3 separate regions of the Homo sapiens genome follow, and regions 2 and 3 are each linked to region 1. Evidence: chromatin loops called from intact Hi-C (ENCODE). Cell type or tissue: PC-3. All regions are shown on one strand.

Region 1 (8,000 bases):
AATTCTGCATCCCAGCTGCTGGATTGGATTCTCCTGCATATAGATACTGATGCTGGTTTGCATGGAGCCTGAGCTTGCAACAGTGGAGATTAGAATTCTGGTTGCTGCTCCTTTGGGGGCAAGTCCTCATGTCATAACTATACAGCCTTAGTGTCCCCTTTCTCCTGATCCACGTGGGGCTTAGATCAAGCTGATCCATCCGGCACATTGAATATTTAAGAACATGGATGCTACAGTTAGACAGTCCTGGATTCAAATTTCTGCTCTACCAATTATCGACTGTGACATTCTGCAGTCCCTTAACCTCTAAATGCTCATCTCTTTCTCTGGAAAAATGAGGTTTCCATAGCACCTCCTTCATTTCTAGTTTATGGATTTTTACTAAGATAAATGCAGGAAAAACGCCTGGGATATTATGGTGTGCAGTAAGTACTGAAGAAATGGAAGCTTAAACAAAAGTATAAAGTACGAATAACATTTCAGATACTCAAAGCCATTTCCAGACTAAAGTGAGCTGCAGAGAAAGAAATAGCCTAAAGTGTGCTTTTATCATTAATAATGTTTTGACCGTTTGTTACCCTGATGTTTTTTGGCCACCTGATAAAGCCCTGTGAGGATGGTATGTGGGAGGATTATGGCCTATAGAAATGGAATAATCTTCTTGTATTCTTGCTATTTTCATCCTGTCTACAATTCATGAGCCATTTATTCAACTTTCATTTGTTCATCCAAAAATATTTTGCACAATGTACCGCACTGCACCACAGTAGGCACCTGGGCTCAGTGAGGTGAGATGGGATTTACAGGTTATGTTAAGAAGCTGGATTTTTGGCCGGGCGCGGTGGCTCACGCCTGTAATCCCAGCACTTTGGGAGGCCGAGGCAGGTGGATCACGAGGTCTGGAGTTTGAGACCATCCTGGCCAACATGGTGAAACCCCATCTCTACTAAAAATACAAAAAATGAGCTGGGTGTGATGGCACATGCCCGTAGTCCCAGCTACTCAGGAGGCTGAGGCAGGAGAATTGCTTGAACCCAGGAGGTGGAGGTTGCAGTAAGCCCAGATCGCGCCACTGCACTCCAGCCTAGTGACAGAGCGAGACTCCGTCTCACAAAAAAAAAAAAAAAGCTAGATTTTTTTTTCTGCAGGTAATGTGGAGGCATCAAAGAAACTCGATTATGGAAAGATCTTTATATTGCATATCTGCATGTTGATAAGACCACTCTGGGGACAATGTGGATAATGGGCTTGTAGGGGAAGTGACCAGTGACAGGCAGACAACTAGATCTCATGTGAGAGCGTATGTTGTGCTAGTTTATGTCTTTGAGGCTTTGTGCTACCCAGAATGCCCTTCCCATGCTCCTTCCTCAGCCCCTCCTCCTCCAGGAAGCCTTCCCACACTCGTTCACAAACTGTAAATCCAGTGGCATTACTCTGTGCTCCCAGAACTCTGTGCTTACCCCCATCTTAGCACTTACTAAAACATACCAAAATGAAGTAAAGTCTTCCTTGTATTTTCCACCAGATTTTAAGTAGTTTGAGGCCAGGACATACATCTTCTTCATTGTATCCCCAAAGCCCACTTCAGTGCACAGTGCATACTAGATGCTCAGTTAACATTTAATTAACAATTAAATAGGCTGGGCTAGTAGTCAAAGACTACACAGCGTGACTCCACCCATGAAAGTCATAGTTTAACAGAAGAAAAACAGACATGACAATATATTATTACAATGCAATGGGATGGTAGAAATCTATATAAATGTCTGTACAAATACAATAAAACATAATGGCTAACTGGGTAGGGGAGAAAAATAGGGAGAATGATGGTCCAGTGCCATGTCTGCACCCTGGAGCAGTGGAGCCCACTGGGACCTCTGGCCTCAGAATCAGGGCTAGTCTGTATAACATCATCTGTGGATTCCAACTCCAAGGAGCAAGTCACTCCTTATGTTTCAGTTAGTTTCAGTGGACCCGGAGCCTGCAAGGGTCTCAACTTGTAGGGTGTGAACCCCACTGTTGGCAAAGGGGCTGGACCACAGCAGGGAAAGACCGCTGCTTAATTGGCTGTGCCAGCGTCATGTTTACAGTTGAGGGCTCACTTGTCTGCATTCTTAAAAATCTGTTTTAGAATTCAGTCCTTTAGCATTGTTCATGTTCTCTGTATTTTCTCAAAAATGTATAACAGCACTTTCTTTTGTGATTCCCTCTGAACCCTTGGTTGGAATTTGCCTAGAATCAGCACCTTCAACTCATTTAAAATTGTCACGTGACTCACATTGTCTTCTAGTATTTTTGTTATATTTTGATTTTTAATTTAACGTGTTAATTACTATGTTTATTTTGCTTTGTTACTTTGGTTGATTTTTTTTTTGACAGCACGTACTGCAGATAGCAAATCATCAGCTTATTTTTAGAGCAATGCCAACTCAGTAATGACTCCATCCGAATAGATCCATTTAGTGGGAAAAACAAATTGATATAAAAAGATGCATAGACAGGGATGAAAGAACAGGAATTGCAAAGTGAGAAAGGCATTTTATAATTTATGACAATGAGAACTATCTTTTGTTTAAAAACATTTAAATTTGGATCTATCTTGGATTTCAAAATCATCAAAACATGTTTATTCTGCCCTTTCAAATACAAGTGGAAAAGAGAGAAACAAAATATGAATTGAGCCTTTGTTTGGACTGCCCCTGGTTCTCATTCCTTCTCTGCTTCAAGGTGGTCTTACCTTTCTTTCCATTTCTTGATATGAACACAGCCAAATAAATACATAAAAATAGAAGCCTTCATTGCTGATCTTGTCTCTTCTGTGATTCCAACCTATTCCCTCAATCACCTCCTTCCCTCTCTCCCTTGTTCTTCTCTTTCTCACTTCCTCTCTCTAATTAGTTGTTTTTCAGGCCAAACTGGGCATGGGTTTGCTTTAGTATCATTGGGATGAAATGGGTTGAAAAGAGAACTTGGAATAATGAGGGCTGTCTTGGGCTAAAGCATGACAATAACAGAGGCACACACTCCACTGTATTAAAATAGCACTTGGTTCCGATCTCGGTCACTAGGTGTCGCTAAGTAATCTAATTAAATACCTGGTTTATGACCAACAAATTTGAGTAGACATTGAGCTGAGTGAGGCAGAAATAAAAATTAAGGACATGTGGCCTACATAAAATCCCGTTATCCACAACAGCTATTTTAGAACAGCAGGATTAGTACCTGGAATATGAATTGGAAAGTTCATGAATTAAAAAGAACCTACGAAAGTGCTTAGCCTTTATTGGGGAAAATGAATAAATCCTTTCTATTTTATGTGCCCTTCCTTTTCTTCCTCTCCTATTAAATTGGACATCCTGCTGCCTGCATTTTCATGAGCATAACTGGATTTTATGTGGTCTAAATGTACTGGCTGGGCTGTTTGCATCTAATCCTTCCTCAGTTCATATATTTTCTTGTTAAACTTTTTTTAGAGCCTGTTTTAACCTGAACTACCTGAAAAGCAAGCTGGATGAACATAATGCCTATTCTTAGTGGAATATCTTTGAGTGAACTCCTACTCCTATGCATCCTTCAAGGCAGATCAAATGTTTTCTAGTCTGTCAAACGTGACCGCAGGCAGTTCTTTTTGCCTTGTTCCCAGAACACAGCTGCATCTTCTTCCATGTGCCATTTTTTTTGCCTTACATGGTAATTAATGGTTCATGTATCTGTCTTCGCCACATACTGTGAGCTCCCTAAGGACAGGGACAAGTTGAGGAAAGTGACTGCTCAACATTTGCTACTGTTGCTACTTATAGCTCTTCTAGTGGTGTAGCCTATAGTAAATTCAGCACACAATTACCAGTTTCCCTAAGCATTTCAGTAGAATCTTCTCATGTCATTTCAGCAGGAGTTAAACTGGTTGTGTGTGTTTTGTGGTTTATAATATTGTGTGCTTAGAAAGCAAAATTAAGGGCTCACTAAATTGATGTGGAAAGAGATTTTATGTTGTGTGTGTGTATGTGTTTGGATGGGGTCTTCAAATGTTTGTTAAAGGAGTTGTTTATTCATCCATTGCCAATCCTTTTAAAAACAGTTACACAGCAGAGAAGGGGGATTGTATTTAGAGGAGACGCTAAATCAACACCTAAATTAAGGGTAAGCTTTTAGGCAAATTACTGTGTTTTTCTTTCCTGAGAGAAATAACTGGAGATTAGGAAACATCTTTTCTTAAAGAGTTTAATGTACTTCCAAATTCAAACAAATATTTAAAATGTTACAGTAATTTCATCTAAATCTTCTGTGTGTGTCCATAATTTTCTAAAATAAGTGGTAAATCACTTTAGGAAACCTATAACAGAGTGAAAATCAGCACACATTATTCGGGTTTACTGTGTGCGTGATGCTTTGTTGAAGGAGGGAGGAGATAGAAACATGTCTGTCCCGCAAGAAGTTCACAATTGGTGTGGCCACGGATAAAACATGTAAATACAATTTGCTACTAGCCAGGAACCAAAAAGAAGACTTGAGTTCCACAAAGGACGATGAGATTTACAAGGAGTTTTCCCAGAGGCATGACGTTTGAACTAGCATTTTACCATCTTTGCAGACAGGAATCTTCATAGTTTCTACTTACTTTATGGTTTAGCTAAATTGAAGCACTAAAGGATTCACGCAATGTTTACCTAGAGTTTAAAAAACCTTGATTTTAACATTTTTATTAACGGATTGGGTGTATGTTTTAATCTAAATGATAAAGCTATTAGAGTAAATCAAGATGACTATTTTCTCTCATATTGACCTGTCCCTAACCTAAGCGGGTTTCAAACTTTGGCATACTTTGAAATTATCAATACACTTGTTAAAATACAGATTCCTCGCCAAACTTAAAGAATCTCAACCTCCTGGGATGGAGAGGCAATGTGCTTTTAAAAAGGGTTCCATGTGAATCTGGTTTAAAACCATTAAGCAATTGGATAAATCAGAGGTAAAATTTGGCCTCTATATATGCTATAGATTATGGATATGCTATAAGTTAGTAACACTATCTTCTGATCTACTAATGAATATTCCCCTTGAGGGGAGATAAGGAAAAGTTATTAAGCACTCTACTGTAATAGGTAATAAGTAATAAGTCGGCTGACCCCCTGCTCATAGCCAGCTTCCCTCAACCCCAGAAAGATCAATTTTTAAAACATGTTTCCTGCAAGACAACTATTTAAGTTATTTCCATTAAAATAAAAAGACATGGTGATTTTCTCACATGTCTGCTTTGAACTGGCTGCTGACAACTCAATTTCCGGGGAAGAAGGGAAGAGCTGGCTCTCTGGTACTGATAATCTCTTTCACCTTCATCCAGCACTCAGCTTCTTCCGGCATTCCTGTATCAGAAAGCAAACACGGGCAACTCTAAACCTTAACACTCACATGCCTCTTAGTTGGTGTCACTGAGTTCCCTTGAGCAGGCATTTGGAGGTGAGACAGCTCTTAAAAGTAATCAAATTGCATAAACCACTCCTTTTGCAAATGGACAGTGGGAATTTAGCCAAGCACAGAGGAGAAAACTTCTGACAAATGTGATCCTATAGCAGGGCTACTTAACTTATGCTTGAGGACAATGTTCGGTATGACCAAGATAAAGCTTGGTAGGACTAATTCCTGCTGACCAAAGAATTAAGAGAGCACCAGGACCTGAGATGAGTCAGTCTAATTCAATCCTGACATGATCCCAGAAACTAATGTCACAACATTTCTGATCCTTAGCTAATAGGGGCATTGTTAACAACATCAGCTGCTCTGTTGTGGTTGTTACTGACTGGCACAAAGTGGATGGATTCGTTTTCCTTTGCTGGGCACCTCAAAACATAACTACTAGTTGCAGAACATTGTTAAGAAAATACTTGTAAGATAGTTTTACAAGTGGATTTGCATATAGTATTTGTTACCAAAAAGCGATGGTACTGTAAATTTTGTTTTTTCAAATTTATATTGGCAATTGTAGTCTCTGAGAACACTTAAATAAATGAAAGCAGGACTTTTACCATTATGCTTTCAAGATTGAGAACCCTGAGTTCAAAAGCTGATACTCTAAAAACACCTAGATTGAATGAACACTTTTCAAAAACCAATAGGAGTAATAAATACAACCTTAAAATTTATCAACTGACTTTTCTTCGAATGAAATTGTTGTTAGAAAAATATAAGCATTTGTATAATTAAAAAAATAAAAATCCATCATGAACCTGTAATCGAACATTTTGGCCCTTGTATTTGCTTATTTTAAAATGGGTCCATTTTTGCATGTTTGTGTATATACTTCCAGTAATGACAATTTAGTGTGTCTATACAGTCCAGAAATGACAATTTAGTGTCTATCTTACCAGAATTACAAAGCAATTCTGAAACAAAGGTCATGAGAGAGTCCCATTACCTTCTCCAAAGGGTGCCAGGACAACTTTTCTATTATATTTTCTCCCAGAAACCTTTACTGTTCCTTGTTTATAATAACCATTATTTTTCTGAAAAAGACAGTATACAGCCCAAGCGTTAACATTAGTTTTGTAACTCTATTTTTATGAAAGCTATTTCAGCAGCTAGAGAAACTGACTTAGCTGGCCCCCAAACAGCCTTCTCTCAACATGCCATGCAGACAAGATAAACCAGCTGATGGTGTAACAGCAGAAATCTCCCTACACGGGCAGTTTAGGAGCTGGCAGAGGTGGTGGGAATTTTTCTGGGCAGTGTTCTGGACGGCCTGTCCTGTCTGGTCTGTCTTTATCCCATTGTTCCCTAAAGCTCATCCTCCATGGTAATGCCTCAGACTGTGATGGGCTGTTCACTCCACAGCATGAATTCTGACCATTAACTTAGTGATAGGACCCAGAGGAAAGGCTGTCCTCCCCACATCTGTTCTTTGGGAATGTCCTTTCACAGGAACAAACTGTGCCCTAACCTTGGTGATTAATTTTTATAATAGGAGCTCAGTAGGGTTAGATTGTGTTGATACATGTAAAAGTACATAGAAAGTTAAGAACGTTCTCTGAATAAAATAGTACCACCACTCCATTACTCTCTCTCCCTCTCTCTTTCACATACACACATACACCCTCCACAATGTTTTACGGGAAGATATAGCTGTAGAAGGAAGCCTTTTCCTCTCTAACCTTGTTCTTTTCTTGGCATTTGTCCATGAAAAGTGGGTCTACTTTTGCAAGTGTGTGTGCATATTTGTAATGAGGTAATGGTCTTAATTTATTCAGAGAACTCCCTTAATTTTCTACTCACCTTTAGATTACAGAGAAAGAAAATTTTGCCAATTCTTTTGATCTCTCATAAATGTATTATGGAGTGAGTCTTAACCTCTCCATCTTCTGCTTTCTCCTCCCCATAGGAGCAGATGTGGTTAATCTGATTGCTCCCTGGAACTCATCAGGCATCCACTTCTTCCTTACTAATGCACTGTGACCCCATATGATGTTATTCAGGCCACTACTGTGTCTAGATAAGACTCCACATCCCAATCTACCTTGCAGCTGGAAGTGGCCAATGAGATGCTAGCAGAAGTTGGTAGGTGGGGTTCCCAGTGTAACTTCAGTTCAGCTGGGATGTGTGTCCTTCCTCTGGCTCCTTCTATTTTCCTATTGCCCTGGGACAGGGTGCCATGTCTAGAGCTCTAGTGGCCATCTTTCAACCTTGAAGTGACCTTGAAAACAAAAGCTACAGGCCAAGTAGGTAGAGTGGAAAACAGAAAGATTCTCATTCCCTGATGATTGTGGAGAACATTATACTTCCTGGCTCATCTATCTCCAAATTTATTTTGGGAGAAGGAAAGACTGTTTTTAAGACAGTTTTTTTTTGTTCAATCCAGCTGAAGGTAGTCTGTTATAAACTATATAAAAGTCATGTATTCTAGAATAGCTCCACGCTGCCTCTTTCCCCCTTCTCTCTACTCTCACCCTTGGCTGCTGGTTTTTGCTTGCCTTGTAGCTTCTCATCTTCAACTGTTAAACCCAGTGCTT
Region 2 (8,000 bases), 120 kb after region 1:
GAATAGGTTGTCGAGGTTTAAAGAGGTTAAATAACTTGTCCAAGGTTACAGAACTAGCTCTTGGCAGAGTTGGATTTTAAACAGAAGGGCATCCATTTTAATCCAAAGCCTGTGCTCTCCATCATGATTTAAAAGCAAATAGTAAGCCGGGCGCGGTGGCTCACGCCTGTAATCCCAGCACTTTGGGAGGCTGAGGTGGGCGGATCACAAGGTCAGGAGATCGCGACCACGGTGAAACCCCGTCTCTACTAAAAATACAAAAAATTAGCCAGGCGCGGTGGCGGGCGCCTGTAGTCCCAGCTACTCGGGAGGCTGAGGCAGGAGAATGGCGTGAACCCGGGAGGCGGAGCTTGCAGTGAGCTGAGATCGCGCCACTGCACTCCAGCCTGGGCGACAGAGTGAGACTCCGTCTCAAAAAAAAAAAAAAAAAAAATAGTAACAACAATAAAACGTAGGAAAAAACTTAGCTTCTATACTCCTTTTGCTTTCTAAAAAATTGCATATTAATCTAAGTCACATGTTCCATTAAGCCTTGCAACATAAAAGCAATAGAAATAAAACAGAACTAGTCTTAATAGATGTGTTTTCAAGACCAAGGAAAAGAAAGTCCCATGAGAATTTTCTATTATCTAAGCATGCACAGGAAATTTCACAAAGGATACTTAAAGCAAATTACTGGAATTTGGTGAGCTGGTTTTCTCCCATGAATATATTCACTGGGCCTCACCAGCATAGTGATAAAGAATAGTCCTCAGTTGACATCTAAATTAAAAAGTCAAATTTTCTAATTTATTAGAAAATAATAAAAGAAATAGTTGATTTATTTCTCCATTAGTGTTTGCCATAGTACCTAGTAGCATGCATTCATTTGACCAGTTTCCCTGGGGTATTAGTTAGCAAACTTCCTGGGGGTCTTTGGAACTTAAATAAATAAAGCAGATTCAACAGATAAGGTGCATTACTGTACGAAAATTTTTATGGCTTTAGCAGAGAACAGAATCCAACACCCATACTCATTTATAGACCTGATTAACAAGAAATTTTCTCCAAGCAGATGGAGCATGAAAACTGCTGCCCCTTGGAATCAGTTTTCTAACTGAGTTTAATATTTGCATTTGGTTTTCCACTGTTATTATTATTATTGCCATTTTAACTTATGCATTCCCGCCATAGCATATGCCTCTAGGTACAAGAGGAAGGAAAAATTCAATTTTAGTGTTTGTCTTATTTGCACTTTACTTGATGCAATTTGGTTTGCCACATGGAGTGAATAAAGCTGTCATGTTATTTTTTTTTTCAAGAAGAACACAATAACTATAATGGACTGTGCATTCATTACTGAGTAGATTCATTTTTTTCTCCCATTGAAGGGCATAAAAGAGGGGATAATTTCAAAGTGAATTGAATTGTGTCTGGTGAATCATGATGCGCATTTCCGACCAAGGCATAAAACACGTCCCAGCTTTTCTGCCAGCATTTTTTTGAAGAATATTACTCAGAATGCAGTAAAGCCATATTTGTTTGGTTTTTTGCTTGTATGTACTAATTTTCTGCGGGAAAATGTAAATTAAAAGATAACCTTTGACTTCCAGAAAGTATGCTCTATGATGGAGTCTTGGCTTGCTTTCCTGGGGGACTTGAATTTCTCTTCCTTTTTTCTTATTTTACATTACCTCCTTAACATTTTCACCTACCATCTAGCTATTGCCAAATTTTTCCCTAGATGTTAAAGATCTTAGCTGTGTTCATACTACCATTCAAACATGCCTGGCCCCATCTGGAGATTCACTGTAGGGGACCCTTCAGAGCTCTGTTGGCATGAAGTACTCAAGATCTCACTAGGAAATAGCTCATTATAAGAACAGATTTGAGGGGAATACATTTGAAGACAGTGGGATAGGGTTGGAGGAGAGGATCATTTGGGTAATAACATTATCATTCAGATCATTCCCCATTTGGTTTCCTTGGAGGGCTCACACCTGTAATCCTAGCACTTTGGGAGGTCAAGGCAGGAGGATCACTTGAGGCCAGGACTTTGTGACCAGCCTGAGTAATATAAGACCTCATTTCCATAAACAAATTTTTTTTTAAATTTTAAGAGCTGTTTTTACAAAAAATCTTTAGATATTGAGAGCACAAAGAAGTGCTTTTGTGTAACCTAGGTAACTCATGGCAGTAATACAAATAATTAACATTTATTGAGCTCTTCTAATTAGTAAACATTTTGCATACATTATCTAATCCAATCATCACAGTGATCCAATGATATGGTCATTATTTTCTCCAATTAAGGCTTAAAAGGGATGTGTAACTTGCCTGTGGACACATAGCTCAAACATGGCAGATCCAGGATTCTATGTACATCTCTCTGAATTTAAAATCCACACTCTTGACCACCTAACAATACTGTCTTTCACCAAGAAGAACTGGAGCATGCTGTAGTACAGAAAGAAATGATGGACTGAGAAGTCATCATATGGGCCTACATCTGCAATGGAGGGTGGGAGAACAGTGGGCTTTAATGCACACTGAAAATGGATGCCTAATGCCTGCATACACTTATCAGAAGCCTCTTGTTGGCTTCTTGGCAACCTCTCAGCTGCTGAGCAGAGAAGAAGAAAGTGGCTCCTGGCAGATGGTGGCCAAGATGAGAATACAAGTGAAGTAACTCCTGGACTTCCCAGAACAATTAGGGAGAGATTCAAAGGTAACTGAAATTCTTGTAGGGGAAACTGGGGGCAAACTAAAGCAAATTCTGTTTGGTTACTGTTTTTAACTCCAGGCTGGGTAGGCCTAGGGAAGCAGGATATGCAACGAACCCCACAAATCAGGATTTTGCTTATGATAAAACAAGGCAAATGGCCCCCTGCTTTCATCTTTTGATGCTCTTTAATTTTAGCTAGTGACTTCTGAAAGAATAAAAACAACTCTGAACTGCTCTATTTTCTTCCCTCCAAGCTTGCTTGGAACAGGACACGTTTCTGCTTTTTTCTCCCTAACTTCATTTATTATTCAAAAACTATTGCTAAGTATAGGCCTTTTACCCAATCAAAAAGTTCTAGATCCTCTATCCTATTGGGCCGCCCACTCTGTCTAAGAGACAGTGAGCAAGGTACTGGGGTATTCCAAGATGACTAAGCCACGGTTCCCTGCTCTGACTCACTTTCATTCTTACGGAGGGAGAGAGATCAGTGTATCACTAACCACACACAAGACAAAATAAGACAGATCTACACGGAGGCAAAGTAACAAAATGCACAGGGTGCTTTAGGCAACAAGTGGCATTCTTGCATGGGGGCTTTGCCTGTCTTCTGGCGTATGTTTTGGTAGGTGTTATTTCACACTATTCTTCCCGGCCTTCCCACTCTGCTCCTGCAGTGATGTCATACTCCCTGGGCTGTCTCTACAGTCACTTTCTTTTTCCCTTTCTAAGTAAATCCTGTCTCAGACACCCACTGAAATCTCTAAGATCCTTCTCAGAACCACCTTCAAATCAAGCTACTAACAGCATGTTCTTGCCAACCATTACTCTCTAAGTCCATCTGTCTTCCTGTCTGCTCAGACGAGTCAAAAAGTATTTCTAGATCTTTAACAATCTTTAAGCCACATGGGGAAAATGCATTTAAACTCGCTAATAAGACCACAGACTAAGGGCAAAGCACTAAGATCGAATTTTATGTACCCAATTACTGCCTTAGATGTCAACCATTCAACAGGGGGTTCTTAATAAGCTATGTAAAAGAGAGTCTTTGAAATGGTTTGGCCTTTTCTCTTTCCTTTATTAGCTAGAGTCTATCCTACTCCACCGAATGAGCAGCTATAAAATGCAGAAGAGAGCAGCGGCAACAAGGAAAAGGCTTCATGATAGCAGGGGCTGGTCTGTGTTACTCACTGCTGTATATACACTGCTTAACGCATAGTGCTACTAAATATTTGCTGAAAGACAGGAGAAAGACAGATTGAATTACACACTGGACTTGACTTGTACCGGATGAACTCTGAGGTGCCTTCTCACTGAGATTTTGTGACCTAGTAAGAGTGAGAACTTAAGTTTGAAAACAATTTACATTAAACTCATCAAATTGTATTGTTTCCTAACCCATGTTCTCAGTATAACAAATTGCTAAACAGTGTTAAGGCCAATATTGGGATCAAATAAGGGAGAATAGAATCCAGGCAATGGAAAGAATTTCAAAAGACCATTTATTTTATCCCCAGTTGGCAACTAAACCATCCCAAAAAAGGATGTAGAATGATCTAATGGGAAGAGTGCAGGCTCTGGAGTCAAAGCTGGGTTTGAATTCCTATTCTGCCACTCACTAGTTGCATGACTTTGGACAAGTTAATATCTTTGAGTCTCTGTTTTCTCTTTTATAAAATACAGGCCATAAGAAAATATCTTGGGGTGTTTGTGTGCCTTGCACAGGCTGCCATAGAGGGACCTCAGAAATGGGTCGGTTCCGTTTCTCCAGAAAGCTGTATGCACATAGTGAAATATTTTTTAAAGTTGTGTCTCAGCTTCCTTTAGGTATCAGCATCTTTCAAATTTCCTGAGCCTTATAATTTTACAAATTCTGGAATTCTGCTGAAATAAAAGGCCTTTTACTTTTTGTTTTTAATGTTTTACTTACTATTTGTTGGACTATCAGTTGAAAAATATCACTGCTTCTGAATCCTCATTTGTACAATAACCCTTCACAAATTTCAAGATCATTATCAAGTCCCTTGTGTGCCTGTTGTTTCCCAGCCCTCACTTTGCTTCATTTTTGAGAGGTTTTAAAGAAAAGAATTCTTTTAAACACTTAGTGTATCATTAGGTCTTAACCTGCTTGAAGACAGGCCCTTGTTTTCACTCTGGCGAAGCAGAACCTAAAACATTAATAGGAATTCTAACTATGGAAGATACATATCAAAGCCAGAGGAAAACAAAGTATTATCTCCTTCTACTAAATGAAGGTTAAACTCCTTCCAAAGACTAAGTTTAAAATAGTTGTTATGCAGCCAGTCAGCATGCAAGGTGACTGGAGATAGAGGAATCTTGGCCCCAGACGGGAAGTGTTTAAAAATGGACAGAGGGTTCTGGGGTAAACTCCTCCAGACCAGAGACTGAGTCTTAATCCACAGCGATTCCCTGGGACCAGACTCATGTCTGGCACCCTTTATTGGCTAGAAATCTCTGTTAAGCAGAATTGAAATAGTTGTTATGTCTAGAAACATAATAAGACTATACAAGAGTACTTTTATGTAGAAAACCAGAAAATATAAAAGTTAAAACCTAATGATATTGATATTATAATTCTTTTAAAAGTGATACAACAAGAATATTAACTTTTTAAAGAATATCACTATATATTTTTTAACTATTGAAAAAGTATTTCAAGCCTCATTAGTTCTGGGTCATAAACCACTGTCTCTTTCCTGGCTCTGATTACAAATAATCAGAAGGTTTATAAAAAAATTTCATTTGTCTACATGGAATAGATTCATTCTGATACATTTGGCCTTCAGTAGACAGGGCCATTCTACAGCATTCATCCTAAGCTACCATTTTCTTTGATGGCTGACATTCATATGTATACATGTAGCAAGGCACCAGTTTCATAAATGTATGAAAGAAACCTACTTATAGCATGCAATAATCCAAAAACTTCAAATTCTTCTGCCTTGCAACTCTGTAAGAATAATAAACTCCCTTGTGGGGTTGTGGTTCAGTGTGAGATAATGAATATAAGTCACTTAACACTTATCTGGCACATAGAAGATAGTAGACACTAAATTAATGTAATTAGTGATTATAGAAGCAATAGTAATAATGAGAACAGATTTAGCTGTCAGGCAGACCTGAATTCAAATCCCAGCTTAGCCACTTTACAGCTGTATAACTTTGGGCAAGGCTTTTAAATCTAAATCTCAGCTTTTCCATTTTAAAATTTGGACATGTTAGCACCTACCTCAAAGCATTTTTGAGAGGACTGAATGAGATAATCCACTGTAAAAACTTAGTAAAATGAATGTTGCTTGGTATGTACTCAATAAATGTCATTATTGTCATATCATTATTAATAATATTAATTAGTTTTGCCTGTAGTTTACTCCATAGGAAAATGTCGAATGAATTAGATCTCAAGAAAAAGCAGTCAGTAAAACAGTCCCAAACATTCTGCCTTGGAATATTTCACTAAAGGCAAAATTAATTAATTAATGGTAGTATGAATGATAATTCTTATCCAATTATGATGTATTTGGTGATTCAATTTGAGATTCAAATGAATCTCAAGCCTTGAATGGAAAGAAGTTGCTGATTTAGTATAGTAATTGTAAACAGAGGTAGGTGTGTATACATTGGGGACCACTTGGAGCTTTCTCAAGATAATATTCCTCTGTTTCCTAAAACCGAGACATCCTAGACAGGAAGTGTAAGTAGGCATAAGAGTTTGATAAATACCCACTTTTGGTCTATGATATGTTCTCCCTTCCATTCTGAGAATCATTCATTTATTTGTAAGATTAATAATTAAAATGTATTGGTAAGGATTTGGGCTAAGTATAAAATGTTTGAAAAGAAATAGACCAAAAACAAAACATTAAAAGGATTTTGAAGGCTATTTATCTACCCTTCCATTTTAAAGATGAGGACACTGAGATAAAGATTGCCTTGGCATACAGCTCAGTAGCTATGGGACTCAGGCTGGGCTTAATTCCTTCTTTACTACACTACTCTGTTACAACTCTGCAAAAAATAAAGATAATGGACTCATTGACCAAGCCAGAGTTTGTATCAGCTAGGGAAATTAGAATATTTTGCTGTAATTCACTGGTGGATCCTTTGATCTATGAAAATCCTATCATGTTTTACTTGACTACTGTTCAACTTTGGTATGTAATATGTTATAACCATGTATTGTTTTGTTAATTGAATGTGGGGAAAATTAGTTTAATTATTGAATGAACCATTGTGCCCTGTGGCCCCATGAAACCTCAGCTAACCCATGCATCTGCTTTTCTTCCCCTAACTATAATTCATTTGTATAGCCAATGATGGGACTTGGCTCCACAGCCCTCAAAACTTGGGGTTTTCCCATTGTGTATTTATTTTATTTTTGGGGCCCTCAGATATTTCAAATCATTAACATCATCCTTCAGAGACTGAGAATTGATTATTACAGAACATTAATAACATATTAAGGTCTCAGGCTTCACTTTCTCCTAGGGTTGTAAAAGGCTACTGTTTAATTACAATGAGTTTCATCCTCAAAAAAATGTCCCCTTGTGATAGATATCTACAACAGCCTCAGAACGCGCATTGTCTCGTGTTTAAATATATCCCCCCAAAGCATGCCATTCTCTTATCCAAGAGTTCTAAGAAATATTTCATAGCATCTCAATGGCACTGATTTGGTCACAAGTCTGCCTCTAAACAAATCACTACAGACAGGGAAATATGAGACCTTGTGTGGCCACACATGACTTAGATACCATCCCTAGGCCAGGGTTGATGACAGCTACACTGTGTGTGTATATATATATATACACACATATATTTGTATATACATTTGTATATACATTTGTATATGTGTATATATGTATATACAAATATATGTATATATGTATACATATATGTATATATATACACAAATACTATTATACACTATTATATATATTATATATACACTATATATTATATATACACTCTATATTATATATAATATGCTATATATATTTTTAATATATATATATAAAATAGATTTCCTGGTGTATAGTGTGTGTATATATAGTGAGAGTGGCAAGTGGTGGATCCCCATTGAACAACTGGGAATTGGGAATGAATTAGATTTTGATAAGCCAAAAACTAATGAATATCCACTATTCTAGGGAAGGTCACTGAGCCTTGAGTTGTCAGGATGACAAGACTAGAAATCTTTAGTTAGGAAAGATGAAGGCTGAGAGAGCACCTAATGGAAGTCTTTAAAACTGTACACAATTTTGTATGAATGAAAGTC
Region 3 (8,000 bases), 240 kb after region 1:
ATACTGTTTTCTGCTTATCTTTCTCTAAGACAACCTGTACCCTCAATCTGGTGCCACTTAACATGGCAATAAGAGTGTAGTAAGTAGGGCCACTTCACATGGTCTCATTTATGTAGATGCTTGTTCTTTCAAGCTTGTCACCCCCAATTCAGTATCTACTATAGATACATTGACAGGGCTTGGAAATTGACCAGAGTATGGTCTTCCGTGCCTTCAAATTGCTGTGTGGGGCTTCTGAGAAGACAAACTTTGGAAATTGCCCCTCTTTTGCAGAGGATTCAGCGGAACTCAGGAATATGCCAGTACCCACCTACCCTGTGATAGCCAGCCTCTAAAATAGTCTCCAGCGATTTCTGGCTTCCAATACTCACACTCTAATATGGTCCCCTCCCACACTGTATCAGGGTTGGTGTGTAACCAGTAGAGTGCAGGAGGAGTGGTAGATACCACTCTGGAAGAGAGATTATGGATGTCATTTGGTCCTGTCTTGCTTTCCCTTGGATCACTTGCTCTGGTGGAAGCCAGTGGCCAGTCTCATGGACAGTTGGGCAGCCCAGTGGACGACCTAACAGTTCGACTGCCACTTCATGGAAGACCCTGAGCCAGAACAAGTTAGTTAAGCTGCTCCCAGATTCCTGACCCTCAGAAACAGTGTGAAAGACAAATACCAGACTGACACATTTTTGGCAAGTTTTTGTGCAGCTATAGATAACTAACACAAACTTTCTATTCCAAATTGCCACTATTTACCTCCCCCTGCAGAAATGTCCACCACTTACAAAGGTATAGCTGAAGCCCATCTAAGGTGAGCCAACTTTACTTATAATTGAAAACAAATTATATGTACTTTAAAAGTATTTGAGCACCATTTTATTGCCAAACAATACACCCAACAAAGTCAAACAACCTAACTTCCCTTAACAAGAATATCAGGTTTGTCTATATTATGATTGGAAACAAACATAAATTATATTTGTTTTCCTAGACAGTCTAAGGTTTCAATGGGTTGCTGTAAAAGAATTTGAAGAAAGCTGCACCAACTGGTGTTTTGAAATTCAAATACCCTTAGTTTAAGCCACAATAAATGAAATAAAACCAGTACATGAAATAAAACCATCACCCTATAAGATTGTTTTTATCATCCAAAGAGAACGCCTCTCACAATAGATTGATGTCATGTACATGACGTAGTTCACACATTCCACTGTCTTCTCTTGACTATTCACAGTGTGCTTGGCACTTGTGTTACCGATAGAAAGAAATATTTCCTTCAGAAATTCAGAATCAAGATCATTTAGAGGGAAAATAGTAGTAATCCCAATCACCAAGTCACTATTTTGCATTCTGCTTTACCTAGAAACTATTATATATTATATACTTTAAAATAGTTCATATACATAAAGTATTGTAACCAGAAATATTAATTTATAACTATTTGCTCCATGGAGATCCTCAAAGCAAAAGATTAGGAATGAAGCAAATTTCAAGGAATTTAAAATCAGGGATTTTATTCTAAGTTAGAAAGAAATGGCAGCCATCACTGGTTCCCTAATCTGTAAGGCCCAGTCCAAAATGAAAACACAAGCCCCTTCTTCAAAAATTATTAAGAATATTAAGAGGACAGCTAGAGCATTAAACTAAGCCCTGGGCCTCTGAGCATGGGAACCTATGAGATTGCACAGGTCATATGCCCATGAAGCTGGCCCTGGGGGCAGGATACATTTTGTAGCTTCTTGAAGAGGTCTCTCCAGAGGTAGGTGCTAGAAGCAAAGGACAGGTAGGACCAGAAAGCATCAGTGTATGGTTACTGAGTGACACAGATAATCCTTTATTTATTTAACAGTAACTAATATTTCTATTGTACTTTATAGTTTACAAAGCTCTTCTGCCAGATCCAGTATCTCATGTATTGAAGCAACAATTCTATGAGATATTCATGTCACCCCTCTTACATACAAGGTGAAGTTGGGTCCAAAGAGGTCAAGTGACTCATTGAAGGCCACTCAGCCAGCCAGCATGGGACCTAAATGCAAGTCATTTGACCTCAAATCCAATTTTCATTCCACATGCTCAACACAGCCTGGTGCTAAGAGTTGTGGGTTACAAAGAAGCACAGAACATGAGGTCTGCAGTCTAGCAATTATTCACTAATGAAAGATGGAAGGTACACAGATGGGCATTGACAGTTTGCGTTTATGGGTTGTTTTCACATCTGTGGGTGTGACACAACTTCACGGCAAACACCAACCAAATTCCAGGTTCTGATTCCTAATTCCTTCTCATCTAACCAACTACCCTCCCTCCAGCAACAGCGTCAGACCTTAGTTCTCCAACAGTTTCTGGACTGGACAAATACAATGTCAGCCTAGCAATCTCCAGCTCGTATTGGCCCTATTATGTTACAAGATCCAGGACTCTGAATTTTCTCTTTGACCATTGCACAAAGTCTTTTAAAATATAAAGCACACGGCTTTATCTTTAATAGAAGCTTAGGCTGGGCATGGTGGCTCACGCCTGTAATCGCAGCACTTTGGGAAGCTGAGGCAAGCAGATCACCTGAGGTCAGGGGTTCGAGACCAGCCAGGCCAACATGGTGAAACTCCGTCTCTACTGAAAATACAAAAATTAGCCAGGCATAGTGGTGGGCACCTGTAATCCCAGCTACTCAGGAGACTGAGGCAGGAGAATCGCTTGAACCTAGGAGGCAGAGCCAAGATCACGCCATTGCACTCCAGCCTGGGCAACAAGAGTGAGACTCCGTCAAAAAAAAAAAAAATTCTTTATTAGTACTACTCTTAAATGGCATTATTTATGATGTTAGCTTTTAATTGGTAACTATATAAGCTTGATTAAAATATTTCCTCAATTCTAATTTATAATTTTTCTCATTTCATAATTTTTCTCATTTTATATCTTTGCCAGGATAAGAAGTCCAATGTCCAGTGTAAGATATTTCCCTTAAATTCCAGCTTTATTTCTGACTTGCTCTAAGGCACTGGCTCAAGCTCTTAACTTCTATATTTCAGTTTTTCACTGGTGGGTATTGCTTGCCTGGCTTGCAAGAATGCTTGAGAAATTCTGGCTCTAAGAGCATGGGGCACTTTAAAAGTACAAAGTATCATTATATTTATGATTACAACTTGCTTGACAGTTTCATAGTGCTATAATATAGGAAATATGTATTTCAAAATAATAACAGAAATTGTACTGTTTTGGGAATGGGTATTCTGAGATCCAGCAAGAGTTAGAATGCCTTTAAAAACACTGCGAATCTTCAAGTGCCAAGTTAAAACTCAAATTCAGGGACCATTCACATCTCACAATAAAACAGAGAAGACTCTCAAGAATGGTATATGCTTATTCTCAACTGTTAAACTAATAGTAATATACTGTGCATTAATATATAGAATATAGAATAATGGTATATATTATATAATAAATCATATACCATAATACATGTAATATCTAATAATATATGTTATCACCTTTGTTTTTATTACTATTATTCTACTTCCTATGGCTATTCCTATGGCAACTGGATGGGAGTAAGAAATATCAGAAGGGACAAGATGGGAAAGCTTCATAAAATAATGGAAAAAGCATGGCAAAAATTGAGAGAGAGGATGAGAACTCAAAAGGACAGAGAGAGAAAGACGGAACTCTCTTGAGAGACTGCCTCTGGTAGGTTTTGGGGCCTTTCTCTGTTCAGCACGTGGCTGTTTCTGCTATTTTCCTGGAGCCAAATCTCAAGAGAAATATCCCAAATATTAAATGAAGAAGTCAAGGTCCAAGCCTTTGCAGAAGATGCTTTTCTAGTGAATGCTCATGGCCCCACCCCCACCCCAGCAATTACATGTGTTTAGCTTTTTCTAAGCTCCTTTTTTTTCCACATTTTTCCCTGGCTTGTCCCCAAGTAGCCGCTTCCTCCCAATTCATCATCTGCTTTATCCCCTCCCTATTTCCCTTCATTTGTTTTTCTTAGCATTCTCCTACACTCTGTTTTGTTTATCTTCTGAGCCATCACATCCTCTATTAACTGATGTTATCTCTGGGTGTTGACTCCCACGTAGACAGCATTCATATTCTTCTGACCCTACTTTAAAAGGGAATTTTAATTAATTATTTATGCATTTTTTTCTCCCAAAGGGGTGATCACTCAGATTTTCTAAGGTCCCTGCTGCCCTACTCTATGACAGAATTCCATCAGCTTGAAGACAGCTGGCAGGAAGCACTGCCCATCCCTGTCCTTATCTAAGGATAGAGATGACTGTCCAGCCTGCCTCCACACCTGCCCGTCCCTTGGCTCTCTTTTAAGATACTCCTTTCTCAATCACTTGGCATCATCAGTTGCAAATTCAACCATGAGAGAAAAAAAGTAAGCTGAACTCTATGCCTTCCTAGGACACTAAATATTATCAAGTTAAGCTCAGCCTTAATCTTATGGTAGCATTAACTTGTGGCTTTTAATTTTATTTTGTACAAACGACTTCTTATAAATCTGTGTTCACCCCAGGCTGCTGGAGCAGATGTGGAAGTAACCATAGAAGAAATGGCATGAAAGCAAAGTGACATTTGCCCTAGATATCCTTCCTCAAGGGATTATTTCTCAGTAGCTTTTGGTAGTATGTGGCCCTGTGGGAATTTCTTCTGCCTCCTCATCTTTAAAACAAAACAAAACAAACAAACAAAAAGTGATTGTCTTGATTTTTCAAGCATACACACGCCATTTTTTTTTCTTTTTTCTCCCCGCTTCTACCCCTTCCCCAGCCCCTACGCACCACTTTAAATGAGTGAAGGGAACCTCTGTGGTACCTCTTTTTAAATGGGCCAAGTTAGTCAAAGGTTGCCTTTTGTTCCAAGGGTTTAAAGCACGTAAGACAAATCTTGCCACTAAGATGAAGAATAAATGCCAGAACCAGAGAAACTGGTGCCTAGAGAGGTTAAATTACTCATTACAAATGAAGGGCTGATGGGGGAAGTGGAATTAGGCATTTAGCTGCTGGCTTCTTTCACTAATTCTGTGTCTATGTGCTGAAGGCTCAGGTATGATATTGATAAACTACAGTGTTTCTACAGAACACAGTGAACTTGAGCCACAGACTCCTAATATTCCCTCTTATAACAGCACTATGGGTTTTTTTCCTTTATTACTTTACATAATTGCAATTTAAAATGTTTCCATTGTTCCAGGTGATATGGAGTCACTGTGCACTGTTACTCCACATCACCTGGAACTACAGCAAAACAAGAAAGCCCAAATTAAATGCAGAAATCACCTGTTTGAAGGCAGTGGTGGGCTGTCAAGGCTAAGAGAATCGGAGGGGCTAAGACTTGAGAGAGCAGAGAGGTGAGCTGATGGCAGAGCCGAGAATCTGAGGACAGAGAAGCCAGAGAACTTCTAAAAGAGACCTGAAGGGTTTCAAACACACAGTTGGCTTTCCCTTCAAAGCATGTGCTGAATTGGGGGTATATAAGGAGTGGAGGTTGAAAAACAGAAGTAGAAAGCCTCTGAAAATCATCAGAGTTTCTGGCAGTCTCAGGAGATGAAAATAGGAACTCAGGACCTGCCAAGGAAGGGATCCCAGTGAAGACACCAGGTTCTCCGTTGGGCCAAGGATAGACAGTAACCTGGCCTCACTGCCACACCAAAAACTAAATCAAGATGGATCATGACCTAAATGCAAAAGATAAAACAATAAAACTCCTAAAGAAAACAGGAAAAGATCTTCATAATCTTGGAGTGAAATTTCTTTTTTTTCCTCCCAGTTTTAAAAACAGCATACTCTACTTTGCTTCAAAAGCATTTCAACATTCTGAGAGAACTCAAATCTATGTATTAAGAGTAGGATGTAGGTTGCCTCTGGGGAGAAGGGGCAGCTGGAGCTTCAAGGAGCGTGCATGGGGGCTTGTCATCACGGGTGGTTGTCACCCAGGTGTGTTCATTTTGTGGAACTTCACAGTGCTCTATGCCTCCTCTATGCGTTCTTCTGTGCTATGCTGTGCCTCAATAAAAACATTAATAGGAAAGGGAGTCTTAGCGTTCTAATGATACCAAAAAAATAACAGAATGTTGCAAAGTGTGTGCTTGAGGTCAGAAGGCTTATGCACCTTCCTTGAAGCAGTACCTATGCAGTTTTCTGACAACGAAGACCTCTACAGTTTGTTTTCAAACTACTAGATTTAATTAAAAATAATCAGAACACTTCCCATGCCAGCCAGTGCCCCTTTTCCACAGCTAAGAATGTCAGCAGAATGTTATGTCACTGTATAGAAAAACAAGACAGCCGGAAGCAGTGTAAAGAGGTTTAGCCTCATCCTTGAGCTACAGCCCCCTCCAAAAAGTGCCACCTTCTACAGCATTACACCACCAAGCACAGACCATAAAAAGTCATCTAGTTTGTTTTGTTCTTTTTACAAATTACAGCTGATGTACAGTTGATAACTCAAGACTTCTAATCAATAACACTACCTTACACATAAGTTTTTTTTTTTTTAATTTCAGGAACATTTTTAATTGCCTTCTCTCACAGATCTCTAAATTCATGGAGTGAGGATAACAAAAGAGTTTCTTTTCATTTTAAAAATGTTTAGAAATATGGACAACTTTGATTGAATTTCTGGGTGCTTGTGACACCCATGAACACAACATAGAAACCACTTGCATTTCCTGGAGCGCTTCAAAAACTACAGTGTAATTATATTTCAATTGCGGAATGAAACCCAGTGAGAACAACAGACTCTCAAATAGGAGGTGGTCAGTTACTGCAGTTGTCCTGTATACATACACATGGAGACAGACATGCAGTTTTCCTCATTATTCTCTTTTGCATCCTCTTTTTCCCTTTCTCATACTCCTCACCTTACTCTTCCATCTTTTTTTCTGGTGTGTGCTAGATGATCTCTTTATTCCATCTGTATCAGGCAGTTCTTGCACTGCTATAAGGAAATACCTGAGACTGAGTAATTTATGAGAAAAGAGGTTTAATTGGCTCACAGTTCAGCAGGCTATACAGGAAGCATAGTGGCATCTGCTTCTGGGGGGGTCCTCAGGAAGCTTCCAGTCATGGCGGAAGGCAAAAGAGAAGCAGACGCTTCACATGGCAAGAATGGGAGCAAGAGAGAGAGCATGGGTTACAGGGGAGCTGCCGCAAACTTTTGAGCAAGCAGATCTTGTGTGAACTCAGAGTGAGAGCTCACTTATCACCAAGGGGATGGCCCAAGCTATTCATGAGGCATCCGCCCCCATGATCCAAACACCTCCCACCAGGCCTCTCCTCCAGCATTGGGGATTACAATTCCACATGAGATTTGGGTGAGGACAAATAGCCAAACTCTATCACCATCCCTTTGCTTTAGATTATAGTTGGCCACCTACTTCCCATACATCTCCTTCAACTTTGTTATAAGGTAGCTTTTCACCATCACTAAAATTATCCTGCATGTTTTATTTTTCTGTCACTGTATAACAAATTACCACACACTTAACAGCTTTTAACAAAGTCCAGCACGATGTCACCTGGTTCTCCTCTCAGGGAATCACAAGGCGGGAACCAAGCCATCAGCCAAGCTGGGTCCTCACCTGGAGGCTCTAAGTAGACATCACCTCCAGGCCCACACAGGTTGCTGGAAGAATTCAGTCCCTTGTGGTTGTAGGACTGAGGATCCTCTTTCCTTGATGCCTGTTGGCCAGGGCCTCTCTCAGGTCTTTTAAGGTTTCCTGAATTCCTTCTCAGGTGGGCCTGCTGCAACTTCAAGCCATAACCCCTTTACTCTTCAAATCTCTCTGACTTCTTCTGCCACCAGCTGGAGAAAGCTCTCTGCTTAAAAGGTCTCATGTGATTAAATTAGATCCTCCAAGATAATCTCCTATCTTAAGGAGATTACCTAACCCTGCCATGAAATATGATAACCACACTAGTGAGTGATGTCTCATCATATTCCCAGGTTCCTGGGATTAGGGGGAAATATCTTTATGGGGGCATTTTAGGAATTCTACATAC

What was found. A loop is a pair of places that touch in the nucleus more often than their neighbours do. Peaks named below come from ENCODE experiments on the same cell type or tissue, not always from the same donor. Only the 100,000 strongest peaks of a DNase experiment are listed, where the experiment ranks them.
Region 2: a loop joins it to region 1, with 3 times the contacts of the local background. A loop is called at or near these places in 5 of 110 quality-filtered maps.
Region 3: a loop joins it to region 1, with 2.9 times the contacts of the local background. A loop is called at or near these places in 6 of 110 quality-filtered maps.

Annotation. Positions count from the first base shown.
Region 1 is chr12:67,938,562-67,946,561 of GRCh38, reverse strand. The region is part of intron 2 of LINC01479 (long intergenic non-protein coding RNA 1479); the gene reads right to left. Among named protein-coding and RNA genes, the nearest start is that of LINC01479, 13 kb to the right of the region's middle. In PC-3, a CTCF peak has its summit at 3,067 (motif pointing right); DNase peaks (open chromatin) are centred at 3,071 and 5,531; H3K27ac peaks cover 1,083 bases.
Region 2 is chr12:67,823,408-67,831,407 of GRCh38, reverse strand. No RefSeq gene overlaps it. Among named protein-coding and RNA genes, the nearest start is that of LINC02421, 98 kb to the right of the region's middle. RefSeq lists an enhancer at 2,475-3,674. In PC-3, no CTCF peak of the experiment used is centred here; DNase peaks (open chromatin) are centred at 3,147 and 3,927; H3K4me3 peaks cover 1,355 bases; H3K27ac peaks cover 1,863 bases.
Region 3 is chr12:67,702,163-67,710,162 of GRCh38, reverse strand. LINC02421 (long intergenic non-protein coding RNA 2421) reads left to right here. Exons shown (of 5, transcript NR_110063.1): 5 at 1-1,116. Among named protein-coding and RNA genes, the nearest start is that of LINC02421, 23 kb to the left of the region's middle. In PC-3, no CTCF peak of the experiment used is centred here; DNase peaks (open chromatin) are centred at 3,972 and 4,282; H3K27ac peaks cover 541 bases.